Linked DNA regions of Homo sapiens: region 2 is linked to region 1. The links are chromatin loops, found by intact Hi-C in ENCODE. Cell type or tissue: heart right ventricle. All regions are shown on one strand. Links, peaks and the distances in the headings refer to the core of each region. The heading gives the core; the rest is flanking DNA.

Region 1 (16,770 bases), core at 4,030-12,029:
TTTGTTGTTTACATTTAACGCTTTATTTGAACATCAATGTGATCTGTGAGATAGTAAAAAGACCTAAGTCAATTTTTCCAAACAGTTAAAACATGTTTTTATCATTTATTAAATAACACAGTACTTTCTCCATGGATTTGCAAAATAAGATTATCCAACCAGGAGCATAAACAGAGCAAGTTATTTAACCTCTCTGTGCCTTCATTTCCTCCTCTAAAAGAAGAAAGCCAGTAACAGCATCTCCCTCAAAAAACTGATAAAAAAAAATCCACAAGGTGCCTGACACGGAATAAACTTCATCAATATTATATGACAACCACTAGTATGATTACAATTATTATTAGTGCCCTAATGCTACCACTAGTATGATTACAATTATTATTAGTGCCCTATCTACCCAACTCAATATGCTAGTGTCTTTTTTAGGATATTTACAATTATATTTGTAAGTGAGATGGCCTATGTTGTCTGTGCTTACATCAATTCTGTCAGGCTTTGAATGAGGGACTTGATGGCTTCATAAAATTAAAAAGTTCTGCATCTGTTTATTTTATTACTAAATGTAGAATTTATCCTTGTTGTGATAGATTGACAGAATTTCTCTCAAACCTTTATGAGCCCTAAACATTTCTTTAAAACAACACTTGGAAAAGTATTTCAAGGTCTTTCTTAATTTTTGATCTGTTGTTAAAAATTTCCCTTTCTTTTGGATCAGTTTTGGTAATTGCTACAATTCTAGAATGAATTGTTGGGGAGCATGCCTAAAAGTAGACACCAATAAGGGAGTTGCTCTAACAGTTTAGGCAGGAGATGGTTCCCAATTCTAAATCCATAGCTTTCCCTAATATCGGGCTTGATAAATAACAACACAGTACCCCCCATTTATAATGCCAAAACCAGGGAATTCTCCTGAATTTCTTTCTTTCCCTTAGCACCATTTACCACAGTCCCACATCCCATTCCTCAGCCAGGCCTGTTGCCTCCATATCCAAATTACATCCAACGCATCCACTTCTCTCCATCTCCATAGACCTCACATTAGTCCAACCTCCATGAAATAGACTCAGTTGAAATAGCATCTTAATTGGCTTCCTGCCTCCAGTTTTGCACATTGGCAGACAAAGTGATCTTCCAAAAATATAAATTAAATCATTTCACTCCCCTGCATTAAACCTAATGGACTTCTTTTGTGTTTCAAATAGAAATCTAAACTCCATCCCTCTAAGAGCCCTTGTGACTTGGATTAGAATTTGCCCTTTGCCCCAACCACCTCATCACAGATCACTGTGCCGCTCTCTTGCTATGTTCCAGCCTCTCTGGACTCTGTGTTCCTGGAGCAAGCCAATCCGTTCCCACCCCAAGGTATCAGCACCTCCTGGAACTTTCTTCTCTTCTCCAGACTTTGGTGTAGCCCCTTTTTCTTTTATCTAATGTTCCTACCCCAATCCACTCATTATTTTACCTTACCCCATTTTATTTTCATCATTGACTTCTTCTCTGAAATGTTCTTGTTCATTACAGTTGTGTGTTTATTGCTCTTCTACCTGTAAGCATTATATGCATTATTTACATGTGCCTGACACATGTTTTGCCTTCATTAAATATGTATTGCATGAATGAGTGAGTGAATGAATGGATATAGTCAGAATGATTTTAAAAATGAATAGACTGAGGAATTTAAGAATTAGAATTTTTAAAAGTTAGATATAAAAATGATCCCCCAAACTGATATGAGGTAATGCTTATGTTAAATAGCTTGATTTAGCCATTCCACAGTGAATACATGTATCAAGACATCATGTTGTACACCATATATATATACAATTTTTACTCGTCCAACAATTTTTTTAATGACTAGAATATACAGGGAGCTGGGAGTGTGTGCTCTATCTCTATGTACTTGGGTGTGATTACAGGATGTGTAAAATGTAGAGATCATCAAGTTGTGTACTTAAAATTAATGCATTCTGTGCTCTTTAATGCATGCATGTTATTTCTTTAAAAAATAAAACCATAAATACATGTTTAAAATAGCCAGAGAGAGCACAAAATTTAAATAATATGTGTAACTTAAAAGCTTCCATTTTTACATAGTCTAGGACCTAATATCACAGGCAAATTTAAAATTTCTTTGAAAATGAGCTTTGGGATTCTGTAAAGATTTGGGGCTCTACCATGTGGTTGATAAACAAAATTACTCTCTTTACTCAAGGACCTAAATGGACTTTAAAATGAGCTGGAAATCAACTCTGGCTTCAAGGAAAAGGGTATACCCACAGGGCAAACTTGTTTTGCCTCAAAACATACTTTATCATGTAACGTCCCATTCCTCACCCAAATTAGATAGCCTTACATTATCATGTGACATCTGTTAAATAACTCAAATAAGAAAATAGTTCCTGATATTTAGATAAGGATACTTAGATTTATAGGGTATTTTCCTGCATAAGACACTAATGACTTTTATAAAATGTTTCATAAATGTGTTTTGTGAAAACACAAATATGAGTCAGCTGGCATAGCAACATGCACAGTGTAGCAACTCAAACATTTTCTGAATAAATAAATGAAGGAATGAGGATAAGAAATAAAAATATTAGAGGTAATTATTTGGGTTCCAGATAGAGCTTTATTTTAATTATAGTTTCTTAAATTTGAATGAATTCACTATTTTACCATAATCAGAAGACTGCAGCAATCATCAATTGCACAACAGTGATGGCCTCTGTAATTTGGCACTATTAGCTCCTGAAATGTATTGAGATGTATAAATATAAGCATCTTAATCTTTTCAATATACCCTAGCAAACTGGCCCTAGCATCCCTAGGGCTTTCGGAGCTAAGGGGAAGTTAAATGCCCTTCTCTTATTCCCTGCCAAAATAAGAAAAACTTTATTGATTTGAAAGTGTTAATTTCCTCCAACTTTTCATATATGCAGTAGGCATGTCAACAGAGCAAAAATAGTCTTAGCTATTGGAAATGAGGCTACAGATTTTATTAGGTTGGTGCAAAAGTAATTGCGGTTTTTGTCATTACTTTCAATGGCAGAAGCTGCAATTACTTTTACATCAACCTAATAGATTGACTTATGTCATAACTATACATTTCCCAAAAATACAAGACATGGTTCAAACATTAATATTTGTGACTTAGAGCATCAGAATGAGGAGATTAAAAGTTTGAAAATGCTCCAGCACTTGGATGAGGCAAGAATAGTGAGGTACAGTTTAAGAGAGTTAAGAATTAAAAGTCTTTATGCCAAGCTAAATGTGTCCTTCAAAAGCTGTGCATGTTATGACTGCTGGCTCCAACGCATCTATCTAGTCAGTCTCTGCTATTTTAACCATCTTTTTTCTCTTCAATTTACCACCTATTATTAGGCCAAGAAAACTTGAGCATCTGTCAAGAGTAAAAATATTTTGAAGTTTTCTTCAAACACACTGAATTCCATGATTTACACATGGTTCTTTTTTTAAGAGATGGGAGTCGTGCTGTGTCAACCAGGCTTAAGTGCAGTGGTGCGATCATAGTTCACTGAAATCTCAATCTCCTGGGCTCAAGCAATCCTCCTGCCTCGGCCCACTATGTAGGTGGTCAGCCACCTACAGGTGTCAGCCACCATGGCCAGCTTCATACATGTGTTCTGAAGCAACTTTTTTGAAAGCATGGTATACACATCACAAAGGGTGCACAGGTACTTTAGGGTGAATATCTGTATTTGCACACCAATAAATTAACCCTTCTAATGTAAACAATTCAGTGGTTTTTAGTATATTTAGTATATTCATAGATGTAAAATGAGCATCAGTATATAATTTTGGAATGTTTTCATCACTCCAAAAAGAAACCCCCTACCCATTAATAAGCATTCTTCCCTCCTTCCTCTTCCCAGACCCTGGTAACCATTTACCTTTCTGTCTCTATGTGTTTAACTATTCTAGAAATTTCATATAAATGGAATCATATAAAATTATGTTGGTGCAAAAGTAATTGATGTTTTTGCTTGTGAAAGTAATGGCCAAAACTGCAATCACTTTTGCACCAACCTAATACCTGGTATGTAGTGACTGGCTTCTTTCACTTAGCATAATGTTTTCAAGGTTAATCCATGTTGTAGCATATAACAGTACTTCATTGCTGTTAATTGTCAAATATTACTCAATTGCATGTATATACCATATTTGATTTTCCATTCATCAGTTGATAGACATTTGGATTGTTTTTATTTTTTGGCTATTATGAAAAATGCTGCTATGAACTTTCAGGTATAAGCTTTTGTGTGGACATGTTTTCATTTCTCGTAGGTATATACCTAAGAATGTAATTGCTGGGTCATATGATGGCTGTGTTTAACATCTTAAGGAGTTGCAAACTGTTTTCCAAATTGGCTATGACATTTTACCTTCCCACCAGCAGTTTATTTGATAAATTCCTTTCAGATAGAATTCATAAATATTTTCTCCCATTCTCTTTGTTGTCTTTTTACCTTCTTGATAGTGTCCTTTGTAGCACGAAGTTTTTGTTTTTTATAAAGTTCAATTTATCTATATTTTATTTTGTTACTTGTCCTCTTGGTTATGTAAGAAACCATTGCCTAACCCAAGATCTCAATGACTTATACCTAGGTTTTCTTCTAAGATCTTTAGAGTTTTAGCTCTTACATTTAGGTCTATGATAAATTTCAAGTTGATTTTTGCATATAGTGTGAGGTAAGGGTCCAAGCTCATTATGATAATGATGAGAAGTTTTATTTTAAATAAACATATTTTAATGTATGAAATTTGCTAATTTAAAGAAAAATCTTAAATAAATGGTAAACTATAAATATCTAAGAAATGTATCTCTTTTCAGGTTTTCTAGGAAAATCAACCTAGGATTTATATTAGTAAGGAAATTTATACTTAAAATTTTACTTTTATTTATTTTACTTTTTATTTATAGAAGGTAAGGATGAAATGATGAAGTGGGATAGAGGTTGACACCTATATATGTGCCAAGCTCTTTGTGAATGTAAAATTCTATTTTAAGGAAAAAAATATTGTGTTTTGAAGGCTAAGAAAACATGTATACAAGAAACTAAAATGGTGCCATTGGGCACCATCTTCTTTAATTCTTAGTTTTAAAATTCAGGGAAATACTTTGGTTTTGATAAGCTTAAGCCTAAGTGTTGAAAAATTCTTAAGTAAGGTTTAAAATTAAAACGACATCAGTAATTGTTAATAAAGGGATCACCAAAAAAGGCTTCACTATAGTCAGTTCATTCACATCAAGTTACCTAGTCAGTCTGGGTTGATTACCTTAAAATGTAAGAAGCCTGTATTATGACTTTATTTTAATAATAAAAAGGTCCTTTCAGTTCTAAAAACATGGCTATATCATGTTTTTTACTTCTTGAGCCTATAAAAACAATTTCTTTATAAGGACTAGGATAACCAGGAGGCCTAGTAATATCAACTAAAAAACATTTTATTGATGAAATAGTTTACAGAGTTTTATTGACCGTGCAGGAAACATTCAGGGACTCTTCAATCAATTCTCTTAGTATTTCCAGTGGTAGTTTGAGAACATTCCCTTGGCACTGTTTCTATATCTGCAAACTTTTAAGAGACGTATTAGCTGGGCATGGTGGTTCATGCCTGCAGTCCTAGCTACTCGGGAGGCTGAGGCAGGAAGATTGCTTGAGCCCGGGGGATAGAGTCTACAGTGAGCTGTGATGGTGCCACTGTACTCCAGCTTGGATGATGGAGGGAGATTCTGTCTCTAAAAGGATAAATAAAACAAACTAGAGATATATTCACCTCAAGTTTTCTCTGTTGAAAAACCAACTAGCTTTTAAGGAAGTTTGTAACTTCCTTAAAAACAGTTAGTTGGCCTTTCTCTGTGCTCCAAAAGCATTTATCCCTTTGTCCTAAAAGGATCTACGTATTTTCCTCTTCTACCAGATCATTAGAAGCTTGAGGGCAAAGACTGTGCCACATTCATAAACATAACCCTGGTATAGAAAATGGCAATAAAGGCATAAAGTTTGTTGAATGAATAAAAAACACAAATGAAAAAGTATGTTTATGGTATTGGTAGAGCTCCTGGAACATTCATTTGCATATAGGTGAATCAATTATTGTAGGAGAGGTCGCTTCAGTAAATGTTCAGAGTTTTCCTGGGATTCTATGACATAAAGATCCACAAGTCAGCTTTGAAGAAGGCAGCTCTCAAGCCCTCATCTTTGCCGTCCATTGGATGGAGGAAGGGTGGCATAGCAACAATGGTTGTTTCACTGCTTAACCCAACTCCCTGTAGTAAAATTCCAGAGGTTTCACCAGGAAGTCCAACTACACTCTGGTTTACATATTCCATAGGGATTAAATGTCCTGTGCTCCATAGGTGCATTGGATTATCGCGCATCCACTAAACCCCATAGATCTGTAGATTACCTTAGACCTTTCTGCCCCAGTTACTGATTGAGCCACATGTATCAGGTTGTTTAGGTTTCCATAGCCTCCCCTGTGCTCTTGAGAGCTTAAAGCCCCTTCCCTAGCAGAGCTTCATTACACAAAAATGGAACTACCAACCTAATTAATGACACAGCCATACTTCTTTCTATAAGAAGGACATTTTCTGAAGTCAAATACTCTACCCCTGAGCTGTACCCGCAAGAAGGACATTTTCTGAGACAATCTGAAGAAAGTCACCATCTGTTAATGACTTTTCAGGAAGAATTTGGGGTTCTAACTAGATAACCACATTTCAGTGTTACCCTTAGACATGGCCCAGCTTAACACATGAGTGAGCAGAGACAGATCTGGATGTGAGATGTGTGGGTGGGTACAAGCCCATTCTGTTTGCTTTATTTTTAATGATAAAGCAGTAGAGCTTGGAACTGTGGATATTGGCTCTATTGCATACATGAAATGTGTAAATGCTCGTCTCTTTATTTATTTAAAAGAAAAAATAATATGTTGAAAGGCACCACAAGAAGTGCCCAATACTGTCCAATACCATGCTGAATTCATAATTTCTTCTATGTATAAGGAATTGTGTGCCACACACTTAGCCTAAACAGCAATCATATAAAATGACATCAATGACCACAACTATCAATTATGATATTTTTATTCAAGTGCTCAGGTATTAGAGCATAACAATTGCAGAGCCATTTCAGGGTTTTCTGGGGGTGATGAGTTTAACAATGGACAACATTTGGGTACTGAACTTCAGGGACATTAGCCGTGTCTGTTAGCAACTCTGCAAGTTGCTTTTGCTGTATTTGAACTTACAAGGTACAAAATATACCTCACAAGGGGAAATTCAGAAGACAGTCTAATAGGTGGCTCCCTTCTGTGCTAATATGTGACTTTCAATCCATGTCATAAGATTCTTATAAAAGGTTTAGCATTTGTAAGTCCTCATGTATAGATTGAAAAGAAACTATCAGCACAAATTCCCACTGAAAAGAAAACTTGATTCTTAGTTGTTTTGAAAAATGATTTTATTTTTATATTTTTCTCAATATTATAGTAAGGAAATGAGTTCATGGTCTTGTAAGCATTTATAAAGTATATAAAATGATGAAGAGAAAATAAATTCCTGTAAATTGAATATTTTTATAATCTCAAGGTAAGGAAAGCTTTTTTATACATGGCAATAAATCAGAAAAATTACAGTGAAAATATTGATAGAACCAAATATAAAAAAATTAAATTTCTATAGGAGAAAATGCCACATCATTTGACATTAAACCAAATGATACATTTGAAAAAAATATTACAACATATATATCAGGCAAAGGGTCAATAAACACTTAAGCAGCCCAAAAAAAGGTTGTTTATAAATCAATAAGAAAATAAATCCTACTTGAATAGGGGGATTATAGCCTTAACAAACTCTTTCTACTCTAAAAGACATGTGAATGGCCAATAAATAAGAAGATATATTTCCAATAACTAGTCATTTTAAAACACAAATAAAAACAGTAACAAGATATTCTATTATTTTTCAGCAGACTATCAAAGATAAAAAAAAATTGTCAATAACCCATGTTGGTGATCTCACATGCTGTAGGTACGATAAGTTGAAATATCAATACCTTTGGCCCTGCAATTACACACCAGGAATTTATCCTAAGTAAATTATCATTCAAGTATTCAATTATATATATATATACACACACATATACACATACACACACACAGATGCTCATTGAAGCATTGTTTATAATAATAAAACCTGTCCAATGATGAGAAATATGTTAAATAAATTATGGTGCATCTATATAGTAGAATACTACAGAACCAAATTAAGAGGGAAATATATTTCTATATTTATAAATATTTTATCAGTATATCAGTAAGCAGTCAAGTTACAAATAAATATGTTTACTTTGATTCTAGTTATGTAAAATTCTGTGTGTGTGTGTGTGTGTGTGTGTGTGTGTGTGTGTGTGTGTTTATGTAGAGAAATGTCTACAACTGCACCATTCAACTTGGTAGACACTGGCCTCATGTTGCTACTTAAATCTGAATTAATTTAATTTCAACCAAATTAAAAATTGTGTTAGCCACATTTCAAGTATTCAATAGCCATGTGTATCTAGTGGCTACCATATTGGACAGCTCAGATTTGGAATAGTCCCAGCATCACCAAAAATTTCTGTTGACAGCACTGGTCTGGAAAGATGTTCTCCACCATGTTTTTAATGGTTGCTTCTGGCTAGTGGGATCTGGAGTTAATTTCATTTAATTTTCTAAATTGCTTGAACTTTTTATGAGCATGCAATTAATTCATATTCAGAAGGTTCTGTCATCTGGAAAAAACTCACCTATGATTCCACCATGTAGAAATAAGCATTGTTAATATTATGTTGTATTTCCTTGCAGTCTTTGTTCTAAATGCTCATAGTTGCACAGAATGACAATATGTACATGTTTTTAATGTTGTATTTATATCTAATACACCATAAGCATTGTATCTTATTCTTTAAAGCTCTTCATAAACATTACTTTAAAAAGCTGCATACTGTTCTGTCTAATGTCCTTAAATGATTTTTGTTATATATGTTGCCTTGAATGTACTAAAATATTTAAGAATTTTGCAAATCAGTTGGGTTTGGGAAAATCAAATTTATAGGGAAGACAGTGATTTATAGTTCTTTTGTTATATGTAGAGGACCATCTAATACATCACGCTTTGGAGATGCTTTTTTTGTTCCAAATCACTATTCAAAACCACCTTCACAAAACATAATAGCTTTAGAAATCAATGTTTTTGATAAAGTGCCTTTATTTTCAAGTATCCACTTTCCCTACTGAATGCAACAATGCACAGACATCTTTGTTATTATCCACCTTCTGAGATTTATCCAAAATGTGTCACCTCTCTTTGAATCCCTTTAGAAACCATTCTTTGATGAACATACTTTATTTGGCTCTCCTGGACAACATTTTGATAAATATAAAATGACTTTAACACAAGAATCAAAGGGAAAAAAATTTCAGAATTAAAGAACAATGACCTGAAATCCATGGAAGAGGAGCACGTGTAACAAATTTACTTGACATCTTGCTCTGCAAGTTGCTTTTGCTGTATTTGAACTTCTCTCCGGAATAAAACTGAAATCAGGGGCTTTGTGTTCTATACCATACCCTGGTACATAAAACCTTTCCAATTACATTTATGTTCTCCTAGGAGGGATGGCCCCAAAGGCACCTCAGACTTTGCATATCAAAAACCAAACTCATAATCATAATCATACCCTGTACTCCTCCCCAACAGGGTCCTTCTCCAGATCTCCCTGCCTCTCTTGACTACAACTCCTTTCTCTCAGTTACGCAGTTCAGAAACCGAGGGTTGTTACTGACACCTCCATTTCTTCAACCCCAAAACTGAATCCAACATCAAGTCAAGCTGATTTTGCCTCTTACATATCTCTCCAAATCTGTCCCCCATATTCTAGCAAGTCACATTCCATCCTTCCCCCGTTTAAAGCCATTTGGTGGCTTCCCCTTGCTTGAGGGCTTAGAATGCCTTGACAAGAACAAACCTTACTTCCTTGCAGAATCTGGCTCCTTACCTATACAGCTTCATTTCACCCAACCTTCTCTACTAGCTTTTAATTTTCTCATCCTTGCTGCTCTTCCTCCTACCACAAGAAATTTGCATAACATGCTACTCCACTGCCTGAAGTGCTTCTTACTAAACCCTCCTTCATCTAAGACTCTTCTCCATCTTTCAAATTTCAACTCATCATATGCTTGTTTAGGGAAGCCCTCTCTGATTTCATTAATTATGTTAGACTCACCTACTAAACTCTTTTGCACACATTAATGAGGCTGTTTGATTAATTTAATGCCCGTTTCCTTGCCAGAATGTAAGCACCACCAGGGTGTAAGCATCTGTTTTTGTTCACTGATGTAGCTCCATTAACTAGCACAGTGCCAGATAAATAGTAGGTGCTCAATAAATATTTGTTTACTGGATGAATAAAGACCATGAGACAGATGCCCCCAAGCACAAGGAAAATGCTGAGTCTTCTACAAAAGAATCTTGGAGCACTGGTCAACAGCAGAGCCTCTCTAAAGAAACAGATTCCCCCATGAGGAGAAAGCTGCATAAGTCATCAAACTTTATAGTGAAATATCCTAATTACATTTCCCTTTGAGTTGGACTGTACTGTATGTACTGCACTCAGTATTCCCCAAGAATAGTTTGTATCTGAGATATAGAGCCCAGGAGGCTAGGCCCAACAGGACTATTCTTGGGGAATACTCAGAGTGGATTCTATTTATGTATCCCAGAGAAGGCCTAAGGAGAGAGATCTTGAAAGCATTCATGATGCAATCTCCTGCTGGGAAGAAGAAAGCCAGATGGGAGCTAAAAATTGATGCCAATAAGAGATTTGGAGCAATGCTGTTCAAACTGAGGCCTTTTCCTGTTTCCCAGGAGCATAGAGTCATCCTTCTACTAAGTTTTAAGACTTACAGACCACCTGTAAATGTAACTGGCAGTGTGCTGAAGCCAGCTTGTACCAGTTCATGAGAGCCAATTGTTAAATGTTTGCTAAATTTGCTACAGATTGATACACACAGCCATTATGATAAATTAAATAATTTAAACTTAAAGCTAAATAAATTATACTAAAAATGCAGGTAATGAATACTCAAAACTCATCACTTTCTAATTATTTTATTAAATGTTATGATTAAGTATGATTTTGAGGCTATTTATAGTCTTGTAGCTCTATGGTGAAATTGTGTGCTACTTGATCTTTTTTTCAATTCTGAATTCAGTGAGATCATCAGGGTGGCTTGAAATTGGCTATGTTGGGAGTATTTACACCATGGAAAACAGTAAATGCTAACATTCGGGGATTTGGAGGCTTTTGTTGTTGTTGTTTTGGGTTTTTTGGTTTTGTTATTTATTGTTTGTTTTGATTTGTTAAAAGCCTGTTGTTGAACATTTACCGGCATACCACAAGAGGCAACCAATTCATGGCCCAATGTAATCTGTCTTTTTGTACTTCATTGTTGAAATTACCTAGCAATACTAGGAAATCTTAGGTCGAAGTGGAATTGTGAATCTTCCAATCGTCTAAACCACATTTCTTCTAAACTACATTTCACAAAAACATATTGGGTGGGACTCGTTTGAGAAAAAAAGGTTATATATATATCTTTTTAATCCCATATCATATACTGCTATTTTTTAAGTACCTAAGATAGTGTTTGGTATAAATTAACCATATAGAAAATATTTGAATAAATTAATTATAGGAGTCAAGAAGTATAATAATTTGAGTTAATTCTTGACAATAGGATGATTTGAATTCTCTTCATATAAAATGGGTGGCATTATAATTCATTTCAAAATATTTCATGCATTAAATATCTTCTTAGGAAGATGCAAGAACACTTGACTTCCCAGTTTTCAAAGGATTTTAAAAATCCTCTGGGAAAATATTGGTTGGGGAGAGAAATGATGGCTGTGAAGAGGGAGATGAAGAGAAAAATGTGAAAAAAGTGAACGAGATTTGAGAACAAAAGGAAAAAATAATTGCCTAAAAATTAATCAGTGCAGGCCAACAACTAAAAGAAGTGACTAATGTCCTGGGAATATTTACTGCTTTTTTGTAAAATTTTTTTAAAATTAAGAGAGCTTTACACTCCTTAAATTTCCTTTCTATTCCCTATTTAGAATTGTACTGGCTGGGTGCAGTGTGTCACACCTGTAATCCCAACACCTTAGGCAGGCAGAGGTGGGAAGATAGCTTGAGCCCAGTGGTTCAAGCCCTGCCTGAGCAACACAGTGAGACCCCATTTTCCACAAAAAGGAAAAAAAAAAAGTTAGAATTGCACTAACAATTCTGGTGATAGCTTTTACAATCATATAACATAACTAACAATAGACACAATCACATAACTCACAAGACAATTTTTTTCTTATTGAAAATTGAGGTCTTAGAGATGACAACTTTGGTCTTCATGTATAATGTGTTTTGATGGATCAATAGTAAGGCATTTTAGAAGACATTTTCTTACTTTCACCTCAAAAGAAGCACACACACACACACAAAGGCATATTGAAGACGGGGCTTATTTAAATGCAACTAGTTATTCCTTATAAAAGTAGACATCAAACCTTATCAAGGCTTTGAATTGTTAAGATCTTTATATCCCTGTGTTTCTGATGGTATATTATTGATTTTTATGTATTATAGAATATAGTTAACCCATGTGTATCTAGAGTAACACAAAAGGTATATAAATAAAACAAAGGAAATAAATCTGAAAATCAAATAGTATTTACTCTTAGAATATTTTTATAACTTTCAGCAAATACGTATTCACATCTATATTTAGCTTTATAGATAAATTACCCATTTACTTCAAACTCCTTCAGTTACCTGTAGTGAACTGGTGGGAAATTTTCTCGCTCCTTTTAACTCCTACAATCATTTATAATTTTAAGAAGAAAAAGAGGCCGGGTGCGGTGGCTCATGCCTGGGAAGCTGAGGCAGATGGATCATGAGGTCAGGAGTTTGAGACCAGCCTGACCAACATGGTGAAACCCCGTCTCTACTAAAAATACAAAAATTAGCCGGGCGTGGTGGCATGTGCCTGTAATCCCAGCTACTCAGGAGGCTGAGGCAGGAGAATTGCTTGAATCCGGGAGGCGGAGGTTGCAGTGAGCCAAGATTGCACCACGGCACTCCAGCCTGGGCGACAGAGCAAGACTCTGTCTAAAAAGAAAAAAAAAAAGAAAAAAAGAAAAAGATAAGTATAAGCTAACATTTATTTCACTGCATTTTTTCATAGCATTCTTAAAATAAGTAATCATGTCAGACTCCACAAAAATGTATTAATTCTTTATGTACATGTGATACATTAGAGTTTGAGGATTTAATTTTGATCACCACACTAATGATATAAGGTGAACAGACATTGCTATTATCATTGTTAAAGCTTTGAGAATATGAGTTGCCTAATTTACAAAGCTAGTTAAATGGAAGAACCAGGAACTGAAAAGATCTAGAAATGACTTGTCCTTTAGCACTCTTTAAATTAAGCTTCCCATGGAAAAATGAATTAAGGGAAAAACAAAATTAAAGTGCAAATGTTTAGAATATAGGTAGTCAAGTATACACAAACCATGAATATATTCCTAAATGTGCACACAAATATACATACTGATCGACAAATCTCAAAGTAAGTAAATGGATATACATACATATACTAAAATGTTCTTGTCTCTATAAGAGATTAAAGTATTCAGTATGTTCCCCCCATATTGTGTTTCATTTTCATTTGTAGAACTTTTCAGTGTCTGGTTCTTCCATTTAACTAGCTTTGAAAATTAGGCAACTTGTATTCCCTGAGCTTCAACTTAGTTTTCCCTCAAGGTGGATGATAATAGCAATGCCTGGTCACCTTACAGCATTAGTGTGGTGATCAAAATCAAATCTGCAAACTCTAATGTGTCACATGTACATAAAGAATTAATATATTTTTGTGGTGACTGACATGATTGATTACTTATTTTAAGTATACTACCAGCTATTAATTTTTTTTCAAGTACTCACAACTTGTTATGTGCGGCTCTCAGCCCTTAACATATAATGATTCATTTATTTCCCATAATAACCTTTTTAAGGGGACACTACTATTATCCTCATCCCACAGTTTGGAAAACTGAGGCACAGAATGATTAACAAAATTTTTTAAGTTCACATTTCTTCAAACGACAGAGCCGGAACTCAAAGCCAGACAGAATGCAGGCTGTCTGGCTGGGCACGGTGGCTCACACTTGCAATCCTAGCATTCTGGGAGGCAGAGATGGACAGATCACTTGAGGCCAGGAGTTTGAGACCAGCCTGGCCAACATAGCAAAAACTCAACTCTACTAAAAATACAAAAATTAGCCAGGTCTGGTGGTGTGCACCTGTGGTCCCAGCTATTTGGGGGCTGAGGCCTAAGAATCGCATGAGCCCAGGAGGTAGAGGCTGCAGTGAACTCAGATTGCACCACTGCACTCCAGCCTGGGTGACAGAGAAACTCTGTCCCCTGCCCCCACCAAAAAAAAAAAAAAAAAAAAAAGAAAAGAAAAGAAACAGAATACAGGCTGTCTGCTGTTTTCCTCCATGTGTCAAAAGCTCACAGCATAGATGATGGATTTTCTTAACAAAGGGAACATCGTGTTTGTCATTATTAATAAATTGTCATCCTCCTTTTTTGATATGTTTGATTTTAAATTATGCTCTGAGGTTTTAGAAGCCCCTTTGACACATCTAACTATAGCACAGTACCATGGAAGGAAGTAGATATCATTACAAAATAGGAAAACTTAAATCTCACCAATAAAGAACTCATCAACTAGGGAGATGCTGCGGACTCATTGTAAAAGTGTCTGTGCATTCTATTAACAAACAGGCGTCATTATGATAGCTAGAAGCATTGACCTTGGATGAAAGTTGAGGGGAATATAATGCTTTTCATGCTTTGTCGGGGGTTTAAACAGGAAGGCACATAGGATCCTAATTGTCTGCTTTGCACACACCATTACCCCTCAGGGCATGTGGATTTTTTATGCATTGCAGTGGTAAGGGCTGTGCATACAAATTTTGCTGGCAGACAGGTGGTAGCATATGTCAAAAAGACTGGGGGGATAGTTTAAAACATGGCTGAAAAGTTGTCTATACTTTAGAATTTTTAAGTTTGACAAATACTGACTCAATGAGGAGGAAAAAGCTAACTACTTTTTCCATTGACTAGTTTTCAAATTGCTATAGTTCATGCACTTTTATTTTCAGCAAGGATGATTGTACAAATAATGATTAAAATTGACCATTTAGCTTCGACTCTTTGCTAGGAAGGCAAGCACTTCCATGAGACCACCTTTCTTTCCTATTTTGATTTCTCATATGCATTATTTTATATTTTTAACAAACTGCCTAAAATATCGCTAAACAAGGTAACTTGAATGAGTGCTATTTAAGTTTTATTCTGCCAATTGAACTATTTGCACTATTTTATATAAACTGCATCAAATTGGATATACTTTGTAACACGGTGTGATATGGAGAGGGCTTAGAGTTTACCATCAGGTGTACTTGGATTCAAATCTCCCTTTACACCATTTTATAAAACTGAGCAAATTACTTCATCTTTCAGCACCTCATGTGAAATTGGAATAACAATAGCTATTTCTCTGTGTTAGTTTGCAGATTAAATAGGTGGAAGAAGATACAGAACAGCTGGTGTGGTAGTTGACACAGTCACTAATTAGAAGAACTTGTTGTTATATGTATCATTTTTATAGAGAACTGAACAGAGTCAGCACTTTGGGAGGCCGAGGCAGGCGGATCACGAGGTCAAGAGATGGAGACCACCCTAGCCAACATGGTGAAACCGTCTCTACTCAAAATACAAATTTAGGGGGTGGTTGGTGGCGCGTGCCTGTAGTCCCAGCTACTCGGGAGGCTGAGGCAGGAGAATCGCTTGAACCAGGGAGGAAGAGGTTGCAGTGAGCCAAGATCACGCCACTGCATTCCAGCCTGGTGACAGAGCAAGACTCTGCCTCAGGAAAAAAAAAAAAAAAGAATCTTAGTAGCCTATCTGATGAAATTCTTTCAATTATAGATCCCATAGAATACATGAAGATTAATCAATATTGAGATAACATTTCCTTATTTCCTATAATCACTTCTTTAATGTTGTAACAGGTGTATTCAATCCATTGATATTCTATTGGCTCACTCACAGAGGTTACCTAAAGAGAGTTCCCATATAGTCCTAAGAATGTTTTCCGGCTATGGAAATGCAAGAGAGCACACCAGGAATGACTGTCCACCAGTGATGGATGAGACTGAACAGATAAATGCTGCAGTTTCCAGGCTACTTAGGGACATCCTAAGATGTGTTCTTCATTCTGTCTCCAAATGGCACTAGTGTTTTGAGCCTCAGTTGCCCAAAATGGTAAACCGCTAAATTAACACAGTCTTTAAAGACCTTCTTCCCTCCTTGTCTTACTTCCCCACTCCTCACTGTGCTTTCTGCAATCATCTCCAAAATAAATTACTTGTCCTCAGATCTTTGATTGGGTCAGCTTCTGGGGCATCCAGACAAAGATCCTGTCTGCCAAGCATGTGTATTGCAACCTGGGAAACTATTAGATTGGTGCAAAAGTAATTGGGGTTTTGCCATTACTTTTGCACCAACCTAATAGCTCAGGCAATGCAACTTTTTGAAATAGGTAATAGCAGCATTTTCCCAGCTCTGAAG
Region 2 (16,770 bases), core at 4,405-12,404, 48 kb before region 1:
GCAGTTGCCAGGGGATCATCAGAGAGAAGTATAAGTAGTTATTGTTTAGTGAGTACAGAGTTTCAGCTTTGGAAGATATTAAAAAGTTCTGAAGATGGATGGTGGTTGGTGATGATTGCACAACACAACATTTTGAATTTAGTTAATGTCACTCAACTGTACACAAAATGACTAAAACAGTAAAGTTGGGCTATCTATATTTTATCACAATAAAAAATAGTTTAGAAAAGTCACTAAAGAAAGAAACAACTCCAACCCACAGCAAGCAGCAAAAATAAACCCCAAGCAGTGGCAAGAATCTGGTTTCTGGAGTTACCACATAATAATATTCAAAATGTCTTGTTCTCAACAAAAAATTATGAGTCATGAGAAGAAACAAAAGAGTATCCCACTCACAGGAAAAAAATGAACAACTCTCCTTGAAAAAGCACAGATATTGGATCTACTAACTAAGACTTTAAATCAACTCTTACAAAACGGGTGATTACCAGAGCCTGGGAAGGATAATGGGTAGGGAGGTGGAGGGGGAAGTAGTGAGGCTTAATGAGTACAAAAACATAGGAAAAATGAATAAGATCTAGTATATGTTAGCACAAGAGGGTGATTATAGTCAAAAATAATTTAATTACACATTTTAAAATAGCTAAAAGCATATCATTGGATTGTTTGAAGCCAAAGGATAAATTATTGAGATGATAAATATCCCATTTACCTTGATGTGATTATTATGCATTGCATGCCTGTATCAAAATATCTCATATAATACATAAATATATACACCTACTATGTATCCACAAAATAAAGAATTAAATAAATAAATATAAATGAATCAACTGTTATATATACTCAAAAAGATAAATGAAACCATGGACAAAGAACTGAAGGATAAAAAAAGAATAAAGAAAAATGAACAGAACCCAAGAGACCTGTGAGACACCATCAAGCATAACAATGTAAGGGGAGTCTCAGGAAGTGAGGAGAGAGAAAAAAAGGCAGAAAGAATATTTGAAGACATAATGGTTGTAAAACTCTCAAAGTTGATAAAAGGCATAAATCTACACATTCAGGAAGCTTGATGAACTCCAGGTAGGATAAATACAAAGACAGCCACACTAAGAGAAATTGTAATCAAACTGTTGAAAGCTCTAGACAAAGAATCTTGAAATTAGCAAGAGAGTTGCAATTAATCACATACAAATGATCTTCAATGAAATTAATAACTGATTTCTTATCAGAAACAATGGAGGCAAGATAGCAATTGGTATATTTAAAATGCCAAAACAGGAGGAAAAAACAACCTGTCAACCAAGAATTGTATACCTGGCAAAATTAAGAAAAAAGTAAATTTAAGAAAAAAGTAAAATATTTCCAGATAAAAGCTGATAGAGTTTTTCACAAGTAGACCTGTCCTACAAGAAATGGTAAGGAGATGCCTTCAGGATGTAATGTCAGCAAACTCGATAGTAACTTAAAGGTGTACAAAAGAAATAAAACACACTACTAAAAGTAAATACATAGTCCTATAAAAAGGCCTATTTTATTGTATTATTGGCTTGTAACCCCTCTTTTTTCTCATATGATTTAAAAGACAGATATATCAAATGATGAATAAAAATCTATGTTAGTTTAGTTTACATACAATGTATAAAGATATAGTCTGTGACAAAAACAATTTAAAGAAAGAGATATGGAGAATATAAGAGCAAAGTAATTGTATACTCTTGAAGTTAAGTTGGTGTTAAATCAAGCCAGATTATAAGTTTAAGATGTTAGTTGTAATCCCCAGGATAACTACTAAAATATTAACTATAAAATATACAGAAAAAGAAATGAAAAGTATACTTCAAAAATCAAACACAAAAGAAGGCAGTAATGGGGGAATTGAGAAACAGGAAAGATAAGACATATAGAACACAAATAGTAAAAATGTCAAAAGTAAATCCTTTCTCACCCATAATTACTTTTAAATGTAAATGAGCTAAACTCTCCAATTAAAAACAGAGATTGTCAGATTAAAAAACAACAAGAAGATTCAAGTCTATGCTGTTTACAACACATTCACTTTAGCTCCAAAGATACAAACAGGTTGAAAGTGACGGAATGTAAAAAGAGATTTCATTCAAATTCTAAAAGAGAACTAGAATAGCTATACTAATATCAGTCAAAATAGACCTTAGGTCACACATGCTACAAGAGGCAGAGGACATTATGTATTGATAAATGGGGCAATTCATCAAGAATATAAAACAATTGAAAACATATATGCACCTAAGAGCTTAAGGTTTGATATAGAAAAGGGAATGAGCCTAGGTCGGTCTTGTACTAATTCAGTTTAATTTACCTCTCTGAGTTTCATTGTGTATAACTCTGCAAATCCTCTTTTTTTATAACATAGAAATTCCTTCCTACCTTTCTTTCTTCCTTCCTTCTTTTAGGAGGCAAGTTTTGAGTACCTACTTTTGACAAGCCCTGTGCTAAGTTCTGGAGATACACATCTCAGTAATTATAGCCCCTGTAATTGTAGACTTTATAGTCCAAGTCAGTAGCTTTCAAATTTTAGTTTATATGAGAATCCCCTGGGAGGCTGATAGAAAATACAAACTACTGAGCCTCACCCAATGTGTCTGATTCAGTAGGCCTGGAGTGAGGCCCTAAGACCTGCATTTCTAACAAACTTCCAGGAGATGCTCATGCTGCTGGTTTGTGGACCGAACTTTGAGAACTACCCGTCTAAGTCATGGATTCTCCATTTTGGCTGTACATTGACATCACCTGTGAGCTTTAAGAATACCAAGGCCTAGGTCTCATCTTCAGACTTAAATTGCTTGGGAGTTGCCTGGTCATCTGGATTTTTTTTAAGCTTCTCACATGTTTCTAATACAGAACTAAAGCTGAGAACCACTTCTCATTTCTGGCTGCTTATTACAACCACTTGGAAAGGTTTTAAAAAAAAATACTGATGTCTAGAAAGCATTATGGATTAATGCAATCAGAATCTCTGAGAATTGAGCCCCAGCACTAGTATTGTTGAAAAACGTCTAGTGTTGTTCAACTAATTTGAAAGTTTAACCAGAGCTGAACTCCATCTAAGCAAAGGTAACATACAATGAGTGAAGGAGAGAGGTAATTTTAAATGTCATCTTTTTTTGTTTGTCCTTTTAAATTATCAAGAAGCAGACAGGAACATAAATGGAAAACCAAGTCTCCCATAACCTACCACTATAGTATGTCTATTATAATCATACATTTTTCCTATCCAGTCTTTGACCATATGTGTGTATTTTTATATGGATCATATATGTGTAATTTGAGATTCTGCCAAAAAATTTCTTTAAGCCACAGAATAACCTTTTAAAAATAATAAGTAAAATGGGTGGCATTGTCGGATTTTCTCCATGTTCACTGAGGAAAGATAACAAGAATAAACTTGATCTCAGCAGGATAATTTAGGCTTGTAACTGGAAGGACCTTCCTAGTCAGCAGAATTAAACTGCTCAAGGAGAAAAAGTGGTGATAAACTAGGATATGGAACGAGGAATCAAAGTCCTATCTAGAAGCCAGATGATGGGAAAATGGCCACAGAGAGATGATCTGGGACTTGGCAGGGACTGTTCCAGGTAGAATGCTGAAGACCGTTAGTGGAGAGAATTTGTCTCTTCATCTGTATTTCACTTAGAATCTCCTGTGTGTGGTTCAACATTTTGTGGTGGTTTGTGGATACACTTTCTAGTCTAAAGGAATAGAACTAGATTAATATTTTCTATTGTAAAATTTAGTATCTTTAACTTAGAACATAATATAATTATGAACCGTATAACTAAGTTTTGCAACTCATGCAGGGGGATTATAGATAACCCTAGAGCACTCATTCTTTATCTGTTCTAAGATAGTCGGGATATGAGCAGTTGAAGACATTCCTCTTAGTTAATCCAAGTGGGTGCCAAGACCCATGCACTGGAGAGTTGAAACAAAATACAATGAGTCTGAAATTTCAAGCAGAAGTTCAAGCGTCTCTTTCTATTCTGTCTTGATACATTGCATTGAAAGAACTGCTATGGTTTAATTCTATCAGTGAAAATAACAGGGTTTGTGATGTTTTTAATTTATTTTTCCCTCCCCACATTAACTTTCCTCATTTGTGTTTGGTAAATTTGCTTCAACTGCTCAATTTGCATGAGGATTAAATTTCATTAACAGATGCAATTAGAAAGTGGAATTTATAGAATAAGTCTTCTTTATACCCTAACCTAATTGACATAAGGATTACCGATGTAATTGACTAGAAATCCTTTCAAGATAGTCAAGCTGACATTTAATAGTGTTTTTCTCTATAAAATTAAGAATGTTCACTACAATCTACATATAAGAACTAATAAGCCTATTCCCTCCACCCATCACCTAAAATTATAGAGCTAGGTCAATTTTATATTCTTGCAGCAAAAAACTCCCCTGGCATGAGGTTGAACAAAGTCTAGTTAAGCTTGCTATTTTTTTCCTTTTAGTAGACCCTCCCTTGAGTAAAAAAAGATAGAGAAGAGCAAACGGTCTTCGCTAAGTGAACTCATAGCTTAGCCAAAGTCTTTCAGAGCTGAGTACGGAGGGGCTGCCTCAGTGGGAAGCAGAAATTAAGACCTGCTCCTCCATACATCCTACTTGCATCTTTAGCCTCGTTTCTTTACAGCAGTTGTTTGCAACCTTGGCTGTACATTGAAATCACCTGGAGCACCTTAAAAATTGTAATGACAAGACCCCACTGTAGGATTCTAATATACTTGGGCTGAGATGCAGTCCACACTATGTGAGTGTGAAAAGCTGCTCAGCGGTCCTAATGTTTGGTCGTGGTTAAGAGCTGCTGCTTTACAGTAAGCAGTACTTTGCCTGTGGCCAGGTAAGGCAAAAATGTGCCTGGGGACTTTGGGAAAAAGAAGCAGGTTCTCTCAGTAAAAGCTGTGCTCCGGCAGAAAGCCGGTTAAGTGTTCCTTGCTGCCTATTTAAGAAGTAACAGTGCCAAGGCAATCCCATTTGCTCTGGCCATGTGATAATTAACAATTGATATTTGTGTGAAGCCAGCCTGCCTAACAGAATGGTGTGCAGTCTTTCAGCCAAACAGTACACTGGCGCTCCTCTGTGGACTTAAAATTGCATTCTAAAAAAGTAGATGGCATTTTTAATAAGCAAAACCCCAGTTTAAATATAACCAACTGAAATTATAAGTAATTTGGTAATATGACTTCATGTGGGGGTCATCTTAACATTAATAATACCTGAAATGAAATAATTTCTAAAATATTTCTAATCTCAAATTACTACCTTTGGTGATATTTTGGGTGATAGACTATTTTTACAAACTAGAAAAGATTCTAAATCAGGAAAAGTACATAACTGAGGTCTGGCTTTTTGAAGCACACACTCACTTTTTTTATGAAATACCTGTTTGCTGACCATGGTGTAGGCCATTAATGTCATTACCTCTACCACTTGAATAAAAGTGAATCCTTTTGTAGCTTATAGTGTGTAAACCTATGAGACTTATAGTATGTAGATGTATGATACTGACAGCCAAAACAGTATGCATATTATGATAAATCACTGGGTAATAAAGTAGCCAATTTGGAAAATTCTCAATTGGAGTAGTCCTTGTGTGTTGGCAAATAAGACTTGCATTTATACAGTGAACAAAAAAGTTTGCTTAAGAATTAGGAGCAAGTAATTGATTTTTTAAAAATGATGTGGTTCTGGTGGAAGTAGTATAGCCCTACCAAGTAGAAAAAAAGCAATCAATTTAATTAAAAAGTCTCAGCTGAAAAAAAATTTAGTTCCCATCTATAGACAGGGGCTCTGTCCTTAGATACAGCAGGAAGATTCAAGACCCCATCATCTCTCTCCTCCCACTTCTCAACCTCCTCTTGGTGTGTTTCATTGTCCAAACTCAAAAGGAAGCCAGGAGGTGAAGGCTGGCTGATGCGGTTCAGAGAAGTTTGTCTCCTGGACACAGTGCAATATGGAGAAGCTAGAAAGTAGGTCTGAAAACAGAGACAATTTGACTTTTTGCAGATGACATGATTGTATATTTAGAAAACTCTATTGTCTCAGCCCCAAATCTTCTTAAGCTGATAAGCAACTTCAGCATAGTCTCAGGATACAAAATCAATGTGCAAAAATCACAAGCATTCCTATACACCAATAATAGGCAAACAGAGAGCCAAATCATAGTGAACTCCCATTCATAATTGCTAAAAAGAGAATAAAATACCTAGGAATACAACTTACAAGGGATGTGAAGGACCCCTTCAAGGAGAACTACAAACCACTGCTCAAGGAAATAAGAGAGGACATAAACAAATGGAAAAACATCCCATGCTCATGGATAGGAAGAATCAATATTGTGAAAATGGCCATACTGCCCAAAGTAATTTTTAGATTCAATGCTATCCCCATCAAGCTACCATTGACTTTCTTCACAGAATTAGAAAAATTTACTTTAAATTTCATATGGAACCAAAAAAGAGCCCACGTAGCCAAGACAATCCTAAGCAAAAAGAACAAAGCTGGAGACATCACACTACCTGACTTCAAACTATACTACAAGGCTACAGTAACCAAACAGTGTGGTACTGGTACCAAAACAGATATATAGACCAATGGAACAGAACAGAGGCCTCAGAAATAACACCACACATCTACATCTTTGACAAACCTTACAAAAACAAGCAATAGGGAAAGGATTCCCTAGTTAATAAATGGTGTTGGGAAAACTGGCTAGCCATATGCAGAAAACTGAAACTGGATCCCTTCCTTACACCTTATACAAATTTAACTCAAGATGGATTAAAGACTTAAATGTAAGCTCTAAAACCATAAAAACCCTAGAAGAAAACCTAGGCAATACCATTCAGGACATAGGCATGGGCAAAGACTTCATGGCTAAAACACCAAAAGCAATGGCAATAGAAGCCAAAATTGACAAATGGGACCTAATTAAACTAAAGACCTTCTGCACAGCAAAAGAAACTACCATCAGAGTGAACAGACAACCTACAGAATGGGAGAAAATTTTTGCAGTGTATCCACCTGACAAAGGGCTAATATTCAGAATCTACAAAGAGCTTAAGCAAATTTACAAGAAAAAAACAAACAACCCCATCAAAAAGTGGGCGATGGATATGAACAGACACTTCTCAAAAGAAGACATTTATGCAGCCAACATACATATGAAAAAAAAGCTCATCATCACTGGTCATTAGTGAAATGCAAATAAAAACCACAATGAGATACCATCTAACACCAGTTGGAATGGCAATCATTAACAAATCAGGAAACAACAGATGCTGGAGAAGATGTGGACAAATAGGAACAATTTTACACTGTTGGTGGGAGTGTAAATTAGTTCAACCATTGTGGAAGACAGTGTGGTAATTCCTCAAGGATCTAGAACCAGAAATACCATTTGACCCAGCAATCCCATTACTGGGTATATACGCAAAGGATTATAAATCATTCTACTATAAAGACACATGCACATGTATGTTTATTACGGCAGTGTTCACAATAGCAAAGACTTGGAACCAACCCAAATGCCCATCAATGATAGACTGGATAAAGAAAATGTGGCACATATATACCATGAAATACTATGCAGCCATAAAAAAGGATGAGTTCATGTCCTTTGCAGGGACATGGATGAAGCTGGAAGCCGTCATTCTCAGCAAACTAACACAAGAACAGAAAACCAAACACCACATGTTCTCACTCATAAGTGGGAGTTGAACAATGAGAACACACGGACACAGGAAGGGGAACATCACACACTGGGGCCTGTCAGTGGTTGGGGGGTTAGGGCATGGATATCATTAGGAGAAATACCTCATGTAGATGACATGTTGATGGGTGCAGCAAACCACCATGGCACGTGTATACCTATGTAACAAACCTGCACATTCTGCGCATGTACTTAAAGTATAATAAAAACTTAAAGTATAATAAACTTTATTATACTTTAAATATAATAAAGTATTATATAATAAAGAACTTAAAGTATAATAAAAAATAAAAAAAAGAAAGTGGGTCTGAATAGGCAAACAGAAATATATGGTATATCTGTTTAACCAACAGCTTTCCTCTCCTTTCTCTGGAAATGTAACCAGCTAGAAGACTGGAGTAGCCATGTGACTAATTCTGACTAATGTGGTGTAAGTAAAAGTGGCAAGGTAGGACTTTAAGGAAGATTTTTTTTCTCAAGAGGATATAGACCCCAGAACCTGTGTTTTGTCCTCAGTCATTTCCTCCTTCATGATACCTGCAAAACGGAGGTGAAGATTGAGGTTCCAACTGCCATTTTGGACTGGATTTAGGCAAATTTGCATTTGGATGTCATTGCTAAGGATGGGAGAGCAGAAATTTACAAGAAGTGTGTGCACTAGTGACTAAAGCCACCACAGCAGCGCTGGATTCCTCTTCTGAATTTATTCCCTGTGAAGGAAAATTAATCATTATATATTAAAAAAATCAACAGTTCAAAAGTTTCATCTCATTATGTATTTGCTATCAATTATATAATTAAAGTATGATGTAGGAATTTTTAAATCATCGCTTTTAAATTTTAAAAATTAGTTCTAAGACCCCAAACTATGTGCAATTTTACAAAGTATATTTGACTGCCTTACAACAGGCTACTATCTACTTAGGTATTGTGCTTACTTCAGATGAAAATTGTGCCTTATCAACAGGTGGAAACAATCATTAAATATTAAAAATATTTGCTTAATGTAGCAAGTGAATGGGTGGACGAATCATCTCAGTTTCTATCGGGTTTTCAGCATGTGAACCTAGTGTTTACCTTGTCAAAAAGTTGATTGTTTCTAATAAGCAGGATAACAGATATTCTAGCACCTTCAAAGTCGAACAGAGCTGAGAAATGAAGTGTGACTTATCCTGTGGAATGTAAAAAACAACATTTTTTAGGAAGCATGTGAATATGAATGAGAGGATGATCATCATTTAAATATCACCAAATAAACATAACATTTCTGTTGGGCATCTTTTGAGCAGTTAGATTTTCCATGGAATATGTTCCAGCTTTGTTTTGCTTGGTTGGTAATCATAGCACTGAATTTAATAAATAGATATTATTGAATTTCCTTGGAATGTTCCTGGTGTTGTAACATAAATTTAGTGCTTAACTGGCTATGATATATGGCTACATATCTATAGTACTTACAGGTGGTGAAGTCTGTTTTAGGTTTTCTGCACTTCGGTTACTTAGCTTGAGCTATCTTGAGATTATAAATCACTTCTTTTTTTTTTTTTTTTCAAACTACACATTCATGACATACAGCATCAACAGAAGATGATTTATTCTGTGACCCTACTGGCAAAAGAATATATTGATACTATAATTTTGCTAGGTGTCATTTGTTCTTGAGGGTTCCTTGTGTTGGTATGCAATAGCAAATTAATCCAGAATTGCAAGGTAGAAGGAAATATAACAGAACTCGTAATTCTGATCCTGAGTCAGTTAGCTGAATAACTTGATCAGATCACATCTAATTTTTCTCAATGAGAGCACTACTGGCATCTCAGGCCATTGTGTGATATTGGCCTGGGCACTGGCCTCACAAACACTGCAAAGCAGTAGCACTTTCAGCCAGTTAAAATGTCACGGACTTCTGCAGCAGCCTCTTGATTTGTGTGTTCCAGAACTTGAGCTCCAGGGACGATGGGCCAAGTTTGGGAGCAAGTACTAGAGTTTTAACTTAAAGTTAAAAGCGGAGGGGTGCTAAAATGTTGACTCTGATACAGGTCTGTGGCAATTTAATTCCATTTCCCCCTCTGTCTTGAACCCCTTCTACTTGACCACTAACAGTTTTTAGCCTAAATTATCCGGATACCCAAGTCTTCACTTCATTCTCCCCTGTGGACAACCCAATGCCTGGGAACATGATGTTCATAAGTTTAGTATTCTCCAATACATCAAGATCTTGATGGAAAATCTCTCTAAAATAGTAATGGGAAAAATCTTCCCTCCAAAATTCCAATTATTTTGAGTGAACATCATCATGCATATAAAACCAATGTCACTGGCATGCATCAGAAACTTTAATTTAACATAGGTTAGCAATAATCATTAGTAGTCGAAACTTCATTGCTGATCAGTAGTGGGATGGTGCCTGTGAATAGCCACTGCACTCTAGCCTGGGCAACATAGCAAGACTCCAACTCTAAAACACATAAATAAATAAATACTTTAAAAAAATCATTAGTAGGTGGTATGTTCCTTCTCTACTTAAAAGCAACCAATGTTGAAATGTCCATTTGAAGTTGTTAAAAATTTTTAAAGACATGACTTAGAAATTGCGACTTAGCAACTAAAGCTGTGACTTTGAAGTCAATTTATACTTTAAAGGGAATCTATTATCAGTTAAGTTTTCAGATCTCATAACCAAATTGGAAATCTGAAGAAGTCAGAAGTTCTAAAATGCAGTGTTTTGAAAGGACATTGATATATAGTTGTGATATTGTCTTAGCAACACATTTTTCTTTAAAAGAAGAATTTCTTCTTGTATTATCAATCCTTAAAATGGGTCATGTATTCTTGGAAAACAGGGTATTCATGCAATCTTTAAAACACCGTCTAAACTTCAAGTGAACTTCAAACAGCCCAAACCAAATATATGCTGGATAAAGTGTATTGTGGTTACTGGAAAACTTTAAAATATGAAACATTCCTATTGCTGTTGGTATTTTACCTCTGAGAATTTTCTAGCCAAAGTTCTATTTGAACAGAGGTCAAAAATCAGTTACTGCGTGGGCTTTTCTTAAGGGATGAATTTAATGAAAGGGCCTAGTTATTGCAACATATGCTGCCTTCATTTCAAAAGATTTCCTTAAAGCATAATGATTAAAGCCTGTGGAGAAAAAAATTTGTACTTTTCAAAAGCTCCATGAAGTACCCCACAGAAGGAAAAACAAAGTTCTGAATCCACATATAGAATGAATAAATATTCCTTTTAGCTTAAAAGTCATAAAAATCATTAGTTATTTTTGCTCCCTTTTATTGAAAGTGTTTTAAGAGTTTTAAAAGACCAGTGTACACTGTATCAAATATTCCTGCTTATTTCCAAAGAAAAGTGAACTGCTTTATTTTGAATTTTTTTTTTTCTTTACACAGAGTAGGGAAGAATTCAAATGTTCAGCAAGTATTCTTAAGCACCTAAGTCATTGCACTAAAGTAAATCTCATTTGATGGCTCTCTTAAGGTGGATTCTCTAGAACCAAAGACTGAGAGACACTTTTGGGTACAAAGAGTTTATCTGGAAGGTGATGTCAACAAGCACCAGTACAGCGGGGAGAAATAGAGAGAAGGAAAGGCAGCAAGGCAGCCAATATGGTGTGAGTTAACAAGCAGGTTACTATTGTGGACAACTGGAAGCTAATCCCACTGGAGTATTGGGGATGAGAGGTTATAACACAGATCTTACTGTTATCCCACATGAGGGGCAAGGGAGCAGAGGTAGTTATCCACCAACAGGTTTTGATTGATGGATGCATCTGGTTTGTAAGGGAGCTCTCCCTTGAAATGCTCTTTCATTCAACCACTGCTGCTCATCCCATACTTGGGCCTACTGGACACCAGCAAGAGTGCCTTTAGGCAGAAAGCTTCAGTTGTTTGCCTCGAAAGTCATCGTAGGAATGATGGGAACTCAGAAAATATTGCCAGGACACTGACTACATCTGCCACGGTGAAAAGCTGTCTCTAAAATCCAACTACAAAGTAAACAAGTATTTCCCCAAAAGATAAATGTTAATAGTAAAATACATATCAGAAATTATCCAAACTGTCTAGTAATCAGAAATTAAAACAGGATTAATCCAAATTGAGGGGTATTTAATTATCAAATTTTTATAAAACTGTGATAAAGCCTAATATGGCAGGGTACTGTTGGTACTAAGAATATTATTTTTAAAAGCCACTTGGCATTGTGTTTCAATAGGTAAATCAATGTTCACATACACTGACCTAATGATTAAATTTCTAGGATATAAGTATGAAAGAAACGAAATAAAACTTGAAGAGAGTGACAATATCCTATGTGTCCACAAAAATAGGGAAATGATTAAGTAGATTATAGTGTATGCAATCACTGATATTTTTATAATCAATAAGATTAGGGTTGTTAAGGTAAGTATTAGCATGAAAATAAATGCTTATACTGTAACAATAAGTAGAAAAATGATGCACAAAAGTATACATGCATTCCAGTTGCAGCTATCTTATTTTTCAACAGCATTAAAAACTACTGGAAGGAAATACATCCAAAAGGCTAATAGTGATTAAAATTTACTACCAGTGTCAATTACAATGTTTTATTTGCAAGGAACAGAAAATCCAACTCTCACTGGCTTGAGCAATGAAATATATTTCTTCATGTAACTGTGTAACTAGAAAGCCCAAGGGTTGGGCTTCAGGTTTGAACCAGCCAGCAGCTCAACCAGGTCATTAAAGGTCTGGTTGTTTCTCTTCACTCTTCCTTAATGTTTGCTTCATGCCAAAGCAGGCTGTCCTCTTGGTTGTCATTTTGATGCCAACAGAAACTAGAACTAGAAACTAGATGCTTCCATGCTCACACTGAGGGTCAGAATGAGGGCTTTTATCCCTCAACCATTGAACAAAATTTCAGAGGTCATCTTACTATCAGCTACAAGCCTGTCGGTGAACCCAAAACTGTGGCTGGGGGATAAGATTGGTTGTAAGCAGATCAGGGCACCCCTCTGCAACAGTGGTGGAGTCAATTCCCCTCTAAGTCTGTGGCTTCCACCCAGTGAGGAAGGTAGAGAGTGGGTGAAGAGGAGACAATGCCAATATCTACGGTAATATATGAATATATATAGGTATATATGTCGTTTTTGCATGTGGGTGCATATATGTAAAGATACATATATACGAACACACCCATCAACAGAGGAAACACAACTGCACTTACCACGCTGATTAATTTTTTTATTTACTCATTCAGCTGACACCTACTTTGTTCCAGACACTATCTTAGAGACCCCAGAAACAACAATAAATAAGACAGTTAAGGTCCCTGATCTCACGCAGCTGACACCTACTTTGTTCCAGACACTATCTTAGAGACCCCAGAAACAACAATAAATAAGACAGTTAAGGTCCCTGATCTCACGGAGCTGAAATCCCAGTGAAGGAAGACAGGCAATAAGCAAATGAGTTCATGATCAGGAAAAATGGTATGAAGTAACTAAAGCAAGGTGCCAGTTGGAGTAACCAGGTGTATTTTGTTTTCTTTTGAGTGGTTAGAGGAGGACTCTTTGAGGAGGAGACATTTAAGCTGAGATCTGTATGAAAAGAAGAGCCATCCAGGCAAAGATCAGGGGTCTGGAGCACACAGAGAAGAAAGCTCATTAGTACAAAAGGGCTTTAAAGTCAAAGTAATCCTGGGATTTTGGAGAAATCACAAGTCCTGTGAAGCAGAGCCATGGTGTATGAAAAGTGGAATGGAATAAAGAGAGTGTGGAATGGTATGTAGGCACCAGGTCATGTAAAACTGTGGAGACAATGGTTGGAATTTGGGTGTCATGCAAAGAGCAAGGAGACTCATTTGAATGTTTTTAGTAGAAAAAGGGAAATACCTATTTGTGTTTTTTAGAAATCTGTTTGGGAGGCCAGGCATGGTGGCTCACGCCTGTAATCCCTATCCCAGCACTTTGGGAGGCTGGGACAGAGGGATGACTTGAGGTCAGGAGTTCAAGACCAACCTAGCCAACATGGTGACACTCCATCTCTACCAAAAAGACAAAAATTAGATGGGCGTGGTGCCACACACCTGTGATCCCAGCTACTCGGGAAGCTGAGGCAGGAGAATCACTTGAACTCGGGAGACAGAGGCTGCAGTGAGCTGAGATCATGCCACTGCATTCCAGCCGGGGTGACCAAGTGATACTCCGTCTCAAAAAAAAATAATAAATAAAAAATAAAGGATCTGTTTGAGGATGGTTTATAAGATGGCTTGTGGAGAGACAACAGGAAATTCAGGCCTGTACTTGTCTAGGCAAGAGATGGTGACGACTTGAACTAAAGAGTAATAGAGGATTGAGAGGAATGGAAGGCCTGATGTATACTGTGTGGAGATAATGCCCTATGTCCTACTGATGGAGAAAGTCATGGAATAAAGGCTAACTCAATTATTTTATGTGAGCAACTGGTGGGTTGATGGGCTGTGACCAAGATGAGGAAAACGAGGGAAGATTTGGAAAGAAAGGGAAGAACTAAGAACACTTTATGGACATTTAAAGCTCGGGGTGTCTGTTAGTCATTAGGGCTGATTACATATTTGCTGGCACACTCCAAAAGTGAAACTGAGGGGCCCTTTTCCAAAAAGCAATGGGGGAAGTGCCAATAAAGATACTAAAATAGAACACTTTTCTTTCTTCTGCAATCTCTCTCTTGACTGGTAATGGTATTTTTTTAAAAATTACTATTTAATGTCATTCTAAGTAAAAAAAAATTAAAATTGTTTATTACGAGTTTTAACATTCATTCTTACATTGTGCAATGCTATTTTCAGCAAATAAAATGCCATTTTAATCATTTAATTTATATACAGAATCACAAAAATTATACAATTCACATTTCATAGATAGTACATGCCTATGTTTTTTGTTCTTATCAAGATAGAGGAACTACTGTACAAAACTAGTATCATTGTTTTTATTTTACTTCTTGATACATGAACACCCTACCAGCCTTCTGTACCTTCAGCTTACTTATGAGAAAGGAAGGACTGGAAAGAAGGGGAACTCTGGGTTGTTCCATCTTTCTCACTTTTTCTATGTCATTATATTCAGTGTAATGGTTGGCTAATAGAAATAACACATAATGATTAGGATTATTGGTGTTTCATGTTTTAGAATGCTATTTCTGCATTTGAAGCAAGTTCTGATTCTAATGGAAAGCATGACTTTTCATAGATGTGAGAACCTGGAGATGTAACACTTTTATCATGTAGTTGGTTTGAGCCTCATTGAACTCTCATTGTGGATCCATGGACATTCTGTGCACCCGAGCATTGCAAATTCAATATGTGAGCAGGGCAGCAAAGAACAATGGACATGTATCTTGCACATATCTCCTCTGCTTATGTGCATTCTCCATTGTTCGATCAGACTTCAGTTACAAAACACAAGCTCAAAGATAAAATGATGGAGAATTTCAGGACAATGACTGCAGAACATTAAACTAAGCATGGGTCCTTCTGAGTACTGGGCCCTGTGTGACTGCAGAGGCCTCACACTCATGAAGCTGGCCCTGCATTCATGTGGAAATGTGTAAAAAATAGATATTGAAGTCGGGAGAGCTGGTGAAAGGTCATTTTTGGAGATGTAGGCTTGGGAATTATTAGTATTTATATATTTAATATTTAGGGCATAGACAGGGTGAGACCACCTACAGGGAGTGTGCAGATGAAGAAAATTTCTCAGAAAAGAATCCTAGACACTCCAGTAACACAAAATGCCGTGGACCTGAAAAGTATATTGAGAAGGAATGGCCAGAAAAGTAGGAGGATAGCAGGAAAGTCCAAAATTCTAAAACCCATTAGAAGACAATAGTTAAAGTAGAGGGATATGATCACTTATCTTGAAAGCTACTGAGATGTCAAGCAAGATGAGAAAGGAAATGTCATTATTGGATTTGCCAACATAGGGGTCATTGGTGACCTTGGTGAATACAGCCTCTCTAGAAAAAGGAGGACAAACATTCAAGTGAATATTCAGGAGATAATGAATGGTGAGAAAGGAGACAGCAATGTTGACAACTTTTTCAAGAACTTTAACTAGGAAATGGAACAGAGAAATGGTGCTGTGTTTGCCGAAGGATGGGGTATCAAGGGAATGATGTCAATATGTTTGGCAGCAATTATTTTCAATGCTGCATACTATTCCATTCTCTGAACCTATTGTAAACTATATATTCATGAGTGTTTAGTATATACACATACCTCTGTTTTGCAAAGCAGTTTGTCATGCTACTACCATCAACAGGGACAAGAGGTCCCAATTATTCACATTCTAATTCAAAGTGTGAGACTCTGGCCAAATGATCCTTCTGACCTCTCTGTAAAAAGACCAAGTTCTAAATGACTTTGGCTTTCACTTTGATCTCTGTTAATCAAGATTTACTCTGAGCTCCCAAAGGCATAAAGAGCTTTTTCCTTCTGGTTTCTTGCTTCTCTCCAAGCAGGACTTTGGAGTATCAGTGGGTGATTACAGTGATAGTTTCCTTCATGGCTTTCAGGCCATGAACAAATGAAAACAGAACAAAAGGCCAAGAATTCCATGCTTCTGTAAGTCTGTTATTTCAGGGTAATTACACATTTACATTTTTGCAGCTAGCAGCTGATGGACATTGTGCAAAAGGGAAAAAAAGATAAATGTAGATTTTTTTAAGGTTTTCTTTATGACTTTGTTTTTAAAGACTACTTTGTGTTTGAAACATACAAATTAGAGCTCAAAAGTTTCCAGCAATTAGTTTACACAGCAAAAGAGAAGGAATCAAGGCCAAAGAACAATCTTATTTAAAATGCTGTGGTTGGCCTGGCATAGTGGCTTATGCCTGTGATCCCAGCACTTTGGGAGGCTGAGGCAGGCGGATCACCTGAAGTCAGGAGTTCAAGACCAACCAATATGGGTGAAACCCCATCTCTATTAAAAATACAAAAATTAGCCAGGCATGGTGGCGAGCACCTGTAATCCCAG

The links. Hi-C counts contacts between places; a loop is a spot of excess contacts. Peaks named below come from ENCODE experiments on the same cell type or tissue, not always from the same donor. Only the 100,000 strongest peaks of a DNase experiment are listed, where the experiment ranks them.
Region 2: it touches region 1 in a loop (2.7-fold over the local background); 2 of 110 quality-filtered maps call a loop at or near these places.

Annotation. Positions count from the first base shown.
Region 1 is chr20:8,606,184-8,622,953 of GRCh38, forward strand. All of the region lies in intron 3 of PLCB1 (phospholipase C beta 1), which reads left to right. Among named protein-coding and RNA genes, the nearest start is that of RNU105B, 220 kb to the right of the region's middle. In heart right ventricle, for the core only: no CTCF peak of the experiment used is centred there; no DNase peak of the experiment used is centred there; H3K27ac peaks cover 1,695 bases.
Region 2 is chr20:8,557,516-8,574,285 of GRCh38, forward strand. The region is part of intron 3 of PLCB1 (phospholipase C beta 1); the gene reads left to right. LOC124904867 (a long non-coding RNA gene) reads right to left here. Exons shown (of 3, transcript XR_007067519.1): 1 at 13,107-16,770; 2 at 8,837-13,020; 3 at 7,512-8,469. Among named protein-coding and RNA genes, the nearest start is that of RNU105B, 270 kb to the right of the region's middle. In heart right ventricle, for the core only: no CTCF peak of the experiment used is centred there; no DNase peak of the experiment used is centred there.